Linked DNA regions of Homo sapiens: region 1 is linked to region 2. Evidence: read pairs that join two places in POLR2A ChIA-PET (ENCODE). Cell type or tissue: GM12878. All regions are shown on one strand. Each heading gives the region's core, and the rest is flanking DNA. Links, peaks and the distances in the headings are about the cores only. Region 1 overlaps LOC643339 (a long non-coding RNA gene). Region 2 overlaps NUDT4 (nudix hydrolase 4).

The links. Peaks named below come from ENCODE experiments on the same cell type or tissue, not always from the same donor. Only the 100,000 strongest peaks of a DNase experiment are listed, where the experiment ranks them.
Region 1: POLR2A ChIA-PET joins it to region 2 with 12 read pairs; 14 of 35 experiments call an interaction of 5 or more read pairs at or near these places.

What each region holds. Positions count from the first base shown.
Region 1 is chr12:93,247,865-93,252,256 of GRCh38, reverse strand. All of the region lies in intron 2 of LOC643339 (a long non-coding RNA gene), which reads left to right. Among named protein-coding and RNA genes, the nearest start is that of LINC02412, 76 kb to the right of the region's middle. In GM12878, for the core only: no CTCF peak of the experiment used is centred there; a DNase peak (open chromatin) is centred at 2,441; H3K4me3 peaks cover 370 bases; H3K27ac peaks cover 756 bases.
Region 2 is chr12:93,380,983-93,385,374 of GRCh38, reverse strand. All of the region lies in intron 1 of NUDT4 (nudix hydrolase 4), which reads right to left. Among named protein-coding and RNA genes, the nearest start is that of NUDT4, 5.3 kb to the right of the region's middle. In GM12878, for the core only: no CTCF peak of the experiment used is centred there; no DNase peak of the experiment used is centred there; H3K4me3 peaks cover 3,731 bases; H3K27ac peaks cover 846 bases.

The DNA of each region.
Region 1 (4,392 bases), core at 188-4,187, 130 kb after region 2:
TTGCTTGGGTCAAAGAAGCATGCTCTTGGCCACTTGGAAGTGGGATATGGAAACATCCCCAACCCCCACTGAAAGATGAGACTCCCGTTGGGGATGGGCTAATTAAAAAATGGGCTGATTGGCTTTGAATTGCCTTGCAATGAAATGCATGGTAGAAGCACTGCACTATCTTCTCTTGTAGTATTTCCCTCCTTTTTGGGGATCCAGGATCCAGTATAAAATGGCACCTTTAATTTTGAGGATTTGTCTTTGCCTTCCAGCTGTGCCTACTTATTAGGTCCTAAAAACTGCATGCTTTCCTGGCCCTGCTCATCCAAGGGATCCACCCTGAAGCCAGTAATCCAATTAAAAAACTGGCAAATGAAAAGTCTTACAACTACTGGATCTTCTGTCTGTCTGTGTATTTATATGTGTGTGTGTGATGTTTATATATAAAAGAGCTGATTAATTGGCTTAGAAAAAAAGCACTTAAATCATATTTTATCAGAAAAATAGAAACTTTAATGCCTTCTTGTTCACAACAAGAAGTAACAACAAGAAGTAACCCTTCAGTTTTAAAGATTATTAGTAAAATAAAAATGTCTTCAAAATTTAGACATTTGGTCTCAATTAAGGTCAGATATTAGATTTGCTAAATGCTTTAAGTCATAAACTGCTTCTTTGACTTTTGAAAATTGTTCAATTTACCTACTTTGGAGTATGATATTATAGATAAGGCCTGGGGACATATGGAAAGCCATGTCCCCTAGCTATGCTGAAAAGGGTCAGTACTCCTGATGTCCTAGGCTCCACACCTCGTACCTAAATAAATCGCCTACTTATTAGGTTTTTCACCAAAAATAAAAGTTGCTAAGAGTTAACATTGTAACATACAATTGAGACTACTGGAGAAACAGTTTTACATATAAGTTGTCAGGTATAGAAGAAAAGCAGAATATAATCTTGGTGGGAGATTATAAGAAGATATGGGAATATGCTTTTTGTTAAAGAGAATGTAATTTTGTCTAGTTCAGAGGGTTTTAAAAGATTGTCTTAACCTAGAAGAGTAATGGGACAAAATCGAAGGTTTAAGCAAATTAAAAAAGGGTTTGTAAAGGGTTAACCTTGTAAAACATTCTGTGGGTATAAGCAAGTTGGCTAAAATTTAAAGGAGATTATTTAGCTTGTTTCTATAGGTTAAAACATTAAAATCATACTGATTTTATGGGCCCATGTGTCCAAATAATACGGTTTTCTTAAAAAATTAATCTGCTGTTTAATGGAAAATTGTAAAGGGTTCTAAAAAGTTTATGGAAATCTTACCTTCTGGTCAAATTAATTAAAACTGAATAGATTTATAAAATTGTATTTGAAAACTACCTTTAGCATTAGAGATGCACTAATGTGGCTGGGCACAGTGGCTCATGCCTGTCATCCCAGCACTTTGGGAGGCTGAGGCGGGTGGATCACCTGAGGTCAGAAGTTTGAGACCAGCTGGCCAACATAGGGAAACGCTCTCTCTACTAAAAATACAAAAAATTAGCCAGATGTGGTGGCGCACACCTGTAATCCCAGCTACTTGGGAGGCTGAGGCAGGAGAATTGCTTGAACCTAGGAGGCAGAGGTTGCAGTGAGCGAGATGGTGCCACTGCACTCCAGCCTGGACAACAGAACAAGACTCTGTCTCAGCAAAACAAAAAAAAAGCAAACAAAAAAAAATCAAAGTTGACTTACAAAGCCAATAAAAGCCCCTTGGGAAAACTGACCTCATACCTTGTCTACACAATCCCTGTACAGGGTTCCCGACCTGTAGTAAGTAAAAAAATGTCACTTTCTAACAGGCTCAGGAGCCCCAAGTTATCTTGGGATGTCAAGAGAAATTTACCCAACTTATAGGTATTTAAGCTTACAAACCCATGGCTGGGCTCAGCTTTAAAAAGTCTTATCTAAGATTCCTTATGGAATAGAGTTCCATCAAAGCCAATTTAAAAAGCCTCTGTGGGAAATAATCATTCTTGCTACACTTTATGCAAATAATCAGACCAAATCTAATAAGACTAAAATTTACTTTTGCAAACAAATCAGTTCTATCATAATTTGTTTTTAATAAAAATGGAAACTAGAAAGAAAAAAATTATGCTTCAAAAAACTATAGTACATCTGGGCCGGGCACGGTGGCTCATGCTATAATCCCAGCACTTCGGGAGGCCAAGATGGGCAGATCACCTGAGGTCAGGAGTTCGAGATCAGCCTGACCAACATGGAGAAACCCCATCTCTACTAAAAATAGAAAAAATTAGCCGGGCATGGTGGCTCATGCCTGCAATCCCAGCTACTCGGGAGGCTGAGGCAGGAGAATCACTTGAACCCAGGAGGCAGAGGTTGTGGTGAGCTGAGATCATGTCGTTGCACTGTAGCCTGGGCAACAAGAGTGAAACTCTGTCTCAAAAAAAACCAAAACCAAAACCAAAACCAAAACAAAACAAAAGTCTATAGTACATCTGCTATTAGCTGTTCTTGAGTTTTTTCTTCAGTTTGGCTAAATCCTAAATTCTTTGTGGGCTACAAGTTCCCAAAGTAATGCTTTAAAATTTTTGCTTTTAAAACTGGGAATTGCATTCCTTACACTAGTACTCATTATTTACGTTATAGCATACTATTCCCTCAAACGTGGTACTAAAACTGCAAATAATAATACTAACGCCTTTGCCATGCAAGCCTTGGGACCCCAGCCAGGCCTGCATGAGTACTTTCAGACAGTTGCAAAGCAGTTCTACTCCCCTTACCTTGGGGTCGACACCTACCCTCACTATGCCCTTGATCAGCAGGAAGAAGTTAGAGCAGTCTTTGCTCTTTTTCCATCTTCAATTGCCAACATCTTGAGGTTAAGGTGTTATAAAACCCAAAGGGAGGGATTGAAACTGCCATTGCAAAATTGTAACTGAGACAGTGGAAGAGATCTGACCTAACTGACTACATCTCGCTTCTAACCTTCAGGCTGTTCTTGTTCATTCCTGGGTGTAGGCTGAATTGACTTTGGGAGGAAATTATTTTATAGTTTATGGTTTAAAACAAAGACAGTAACAATCCTTTCCCAAAACAAACCTTATTGCCTGGGGACTAGACTGCCTTTGTAGGACTAACAAATTAGCCACAAGATTAGACATTATGGTTTAGGAGTTATGCAGTTGGAGGCTACAAGATTCTGACCCTCCCTAAACTGTTCCTAAGATCAGTGCTTGAGATATTTTGCAGACCCGGAACCTGATGGATCAGCTGGCACCACCCAGATCAATAAACTGGCTCATCTGATCTTGTGGCCCCCTGATCTTGTGGCCCCCCACCCAGGGACTGACTCAGCCCAAGAAGACAGCTTCAATTCCCTACGATTTCATGTCTGACCCAACCAATCAGCACTCTCAACTCACTGGCCTTCCCCCACCCACCAAATTATCCTTAAAAACTCTGATCCACAAATGTTCAGCAAGACTGATTTGAGTAATAATAAGCTCTGGTCTCCTGCCCAAAAAAAAAAAAAAAAAAAAGGGAATATTTCAAGAGAAAAACAATCTTAACCCAAAGCATTCCTTAATAATGGTGGAATTTTAGGAGGCAGAGGTGTTTAGGGGTTGGGGGGCCTTCCTGGTAACACTTAGGTCAGATCTCCTACCTTCCACCAAGCTGTTTCTCTCCCAAAACAGGGCCTTTGCATGTGCTATTCACTTGGCCAGGATTTTGCCTCCCATCCTCATTCCTTTCACTACTTAGCACCTACTCATCTTGAAGGTCTCAGTTGAAGCATCACTTTCTCAGGGAAGCCCTTGCTGACCTCTTGGACTGGGTCAGATTCCATTAATGGTGCTCACGGCACCATGACCATGTCTTCTTAGCACTTGCCACAGCTTCCATTTTCCATACATTTATGTGACTATTCGATTGTTGGCTGACTCCCCTACTAGATACCAAGTTCCATAAGGGCAGCAGTCAGGCTTGCTCTTGGTCATTTGTATCTGCAGCATGTGTACCTTATCTGATTCATGGTGGGCCCCTATTAAATAGTTGTTGACCAAATAGACCAGGAAACTTCAGTGTCTTTAGGCGTCTTCCTTTTTACTCCTGTCACCCCCACTGTCTTATGGAAGCCAAGAACATACATCAGTATCCTTCTACACAGAAGCTTGTAAATATAAAACGTGGCAGAGCAAAGCAAAGGATGTTAAGTAGTCTCTTTTTTCCTGTTCCTTCCACATAGTCCCTTCACAATGCTCCATACGGACACAGTGCCAATGAGGCATGCACATGCTTGTGCCTGCTGGGGGTGAAGCCCATACCAAGCACATCATAACACTCCTTGGGACAAACTTTAAATAACACAGGCATAGTCATACTGTGGCCAAACCTGTGGACCCGAGC
Region 2 (4,392 bases), core at 234-4,233:
AGGAGGCTACTCATTCTACCAGGTTGCAGAGCCAGACCTGGAGCACACTCAGACCCCAAAGCCAACGCTATTAGTGTGGTGAAAAGTGAAGACATCTCTTCCTACTCTATTCAACCTATCTTCGCATAAGCATTCTTTCTTCCTACTACTCTACTAAATCTTACTCCCTCTTCCCATGTATTAGATAATTACCAGAAAAAAACACCACTCACCTGGCACTGCTGAAGAGTTATTTTGTCTTTTCCTAGATACCTAAGGTTTTAAGCATTTGGAGAAAAGCATTTATCACTTTAAGAATAGTGTATTGGCCGGCCATGGTGGCTCACGCCTGTAATCCCAGCACTTTGGGAGGCCGAGGTCAGGAGTAAGAGACCAGCTTGGCCAACATGGTGACTAAAAATACAAAACTTAACTAAAATTTAAATACAAAATTCAACTAAAAATACAAAAATTAGCCAGGCGTGATGGCATGTGCCTGTAATCCCAGCTACTTGGAAGGCTGAGGCAGGAGAATGGCTTGAACCTGGGAGGCGGAGGTTGCAGTGAGCTGAGGTCACGCCTCTGCACTCCAGCCTGGGTGACAGAGTGAGACTCTTAAAAAAAAAAGAATAGTGTATTGACAGTAGTCAACAGGAAACCAACCCTAAATCTTATTGGATAAAAGTCTATGAATTAGAATGATCTATTGCAAGCCTGCTCAACCTGTGGCCCGTGGACTGCATGCAGTCCAAGATGGTTTTGAATGCAGCCAAACACAAATTTGTAAACTTTCTTAAAATATTATAAAATATTTTTGCAATTATTACTTTTTTAGCTTACCAGCTATCATTAATGTTAGTGTATTTTATGTGTGGCCCAAGACAATTCTTCCAATGAGGCCCAGTGAAGCTAAAAGATCGGACACCCCAGGCCAGGCACGGTGGCTCACGCCTGTAATCCCAGCACTTTGAGAGGCTGAGGTGGGCAGATCACGAGGTCAGGAGATCAAGACCATCCTGGCCAACATAGTGAAACGCCGTCTCTACTAAAAATACAAAAAATTAGCTGGGCGTGGTAGCACACGCCTGTAGTCTCAGCTACTCGGGAGGCTGAGGCAGGAGAATCGCTTGAATCCAGGAGGCAGAGTTTGCAGTGAGCTGAGATTGCACCACTGCACTCCAGCCTGGTGACAGAGCGAGAAAAAAAAAAAAGCTTGGGCACCCCTGATCTATTTTATAGAATCTATACCCTTTATCACCTGACGGGTCCTCCTCGCTGGTGATGTATAAAAGGGTGCTGTTCAAGGGCTATGTAATGCATTTATGCCTTCAGAGGCTGTAGGTCCTTGGGCCTCGAATTCCCATTTGTGTTTCAGCTTTTACCCTTAAAGATGCAATTGTCATGGCTTGGCTCTAGGAACTCCAACCACTATAGATACCACTTCTGTTCCCGGGAAGGGGAGCGGAGGAGCCATCCAGAGAACCTCAAGTGACCCCTAAGAATGAAGAGGTTTATTATGAAAATTGTAGCTATTCAGAAACTGTTTGTTGTTGTTGCTGTTTCTGAGACGCTGTCTCGCTCTGTCGCCCAGGCTGGAGTGCAGTGGCGCAATCTCAGCTCACTGAAAGCCCCGCCTCCTGGGTTCAAGGGATTCTCCTACCTCAGCCTCCGGAGTAGCCAGCACTACAGGCACACACCACCACGCCTGGCTAATTATTGTATTTTTAGTAGAGACGAGGTTTTGCCATGTTGCCCAGGCTGGTCTTGAACCCCTGACCTCAGGTGATCCACCCACCTTGGCCTCCCAAAGGGCTGGGATTACAGGCGTGAGCCACTGCACCTGGCCTACTCAGAAACTGTTTCGAGGTTGCTATTCTTTCTTTCCAAATTATCATAAATCAGGGTATCATGAATGGTTGAAACTACGTTAACCTAATTCTACTACACTTAACCAAAATTTAGCCAAAATTAGGCCAGCCGTGTTATTAGAAACACCCACTATGCACATAGACATTTTAAAAGAACATAGGTTATGAAAATGGTTTGATACATGCTAAACAGCTACCTACTATTAAGAAAATTAGTACTTCTTTTTGGACCAGAGGCAGAGTAGACCAGAAATAACAGTTCTTTCTTCTAAACTATGTTTAGCTCCAACTTATATGGGATTGGTAGATAAGTATTATCAATAATGTTGTAAATCAGGTTGACCATGGATTTTTTACCTAGCAGGTCAATGTTTTAAAGTGACGGGGTATAAGCTTTTTTTCAATTAGAGAAAAGCTTGAGCTATACCAAGACCCTAAGAAAAAAAAAAAAAATCCAATGCAAATTCTACGTTAATGCCTGGTTTAATGACGGGAAACCTTCTGGGAGAGCTGGAGGCACAGATGAAGAAGTTGGTGACACTTCCCTGTGTTTAAAAAAGGCTTCCAAGCCGGGTGCAGTGGCTCATGCCTGTAATCCCAGCACTTTGGGAGGCTGAGGTGGGTAAATCACAAGGTCAGGAGATCAAGACCATCCTGGCTAACACAGTGAAACCCCTTCTCTACTAAAAATACAAAAAATTAGCCAGGTATGGTGGCGGCTGCCTGTAGTCCCAGCTACTTGAGAATGGCGTGAACCTGGAAGGCGGAGCTTGCAGTAAGCTGACATCGCGCCACTGCACTCCAGCCTGGAGGACAGAGCGAGACTCTGTCTCAAAAAAAAAAAAAAAAAAAAGGCTACCTTTGGATAGTACTTATTTTTGATGAAAGTGGTCTCCATTTGAAAGAAATACCTTCAAGGACTTAACTCTGAAGAACTATGAGCCCCAGAGTATGTGTGAAAAGGGTGGACTGACTGTTGATTCTAAGTATAAAAATGCTAGTTGAGATTTAACTCTAGTAATATTTTGAATTAGTATTGTTGCTCATCGGAGCTCTGGTTTTAGGTTTTCAGACTTGACCTTTCCCACCAAAGCTTTACTGCATGATTTTGTACAGCTCAAGATTTTTCAGGAATATATATTCAGCATTATAGCAGACCATCTGTAGAAGACAGCCCCTGGCTCATAGAGCTTAAAAGCTAATTAGGGCAGCAAGTCCTATGGAAGAGTAGTGGTTTTTTTTGTTGTTTTTTTTTTTTTTTTTGCAGGCAGGGTCTTGCTCTGTTGCCCAGGCTGGAGTGCAATGGCATGATCTCGGCTCACTGCAGCCTCCACCTCCCAGGTTCAAGGGATTCTCATGCCTCAGCCTCCTGAGTAGCTGGGATTACAGGCACATGCCACCACGCCCGGCTGCTTTTTGTATTTTGTATTTTTGGTAGAGACAGGGTTTCGCCATGTTGGCCAGGCTGGTCTCAAACACTTGACTTCAGGTGATCTGCCCACCTCCGCCTCCCAAAGTGCTGGGATGACAGGCATGAGCCACCTGCCTGGCCTGTAGTGGTTAGTCCTTCAGACTGATTTGTTAATGCCTCTCTTGCAACTATGTCTGGATTTCACACAGGATCAAGTCATTCTACTTCTCCCCTTAGCAGTCTAAACCTATTTTGCTGCCAGATCACTCTCAAGCTTGAACACATCTACTATCTCAATGTTCTTTGTTCAAAACTAAGTTCAAAACAAAACTTTGTTCTTGCGTAGCAACTTCTCAACCTTACATTTGAAGTGTTGCAAATTTTTCAACTATTACTGATTCTATGCTATCCCTAAGCTGCAGCCAAATCTATCACAGCCCCAAGTCTTGCTCTATTTGGGACGCCTGGTCCCTCCTCTCCCAGTCACCCACATCCAACTCCAAATGACTCACATTGGATCTGAACCCCAGAATACCCGACCGCACTTTTCCCTTACTTTATTTCCCTTTCCATTGATCCCTTGTCCAACCTTTCCCTACAGAATGATTCTTAGGAGCTAAGACCTCATCTCTTCATCCCCTTTTAAACTATCATATATGCAAATACATTCAACAGAATCCATTTCTGATTACCTATTTGTAAAAGCATTGTCATCTTTCACTGTACAAGCACAGTACCCAGCTACTCTACAGGGCAATTAGCTGTGGGCCTGTCTAGAAGCCCAGCGGCCAAAACTGAGGGTGCTTCCCCACAGAAATAACTAGCTGGGGAGGTAGGTCAAATAAACAAAACATTTAGAAACAAAGGACCAGAGCTCAAAAGGATCTGCCAGCTTCTGTGACCTTGGGATAGGTTACTTCTGCTACCTAATTTCTTCCTAAACAAATACTAATACTTATTTACCCTACAGAACAGAAAAAGATAAAATGGAAAATATTTAATATATAAAGCCACCTTAAAAGAATAACTCTGCTCTTAGAACAACCTTCTTTCCTAGAACAATCTGTTTTAAAGTAGAAACTTACTGAGAACTTCAGTACAGGAACAGCCAGATGGGAGCGCCACGTAGCTTTT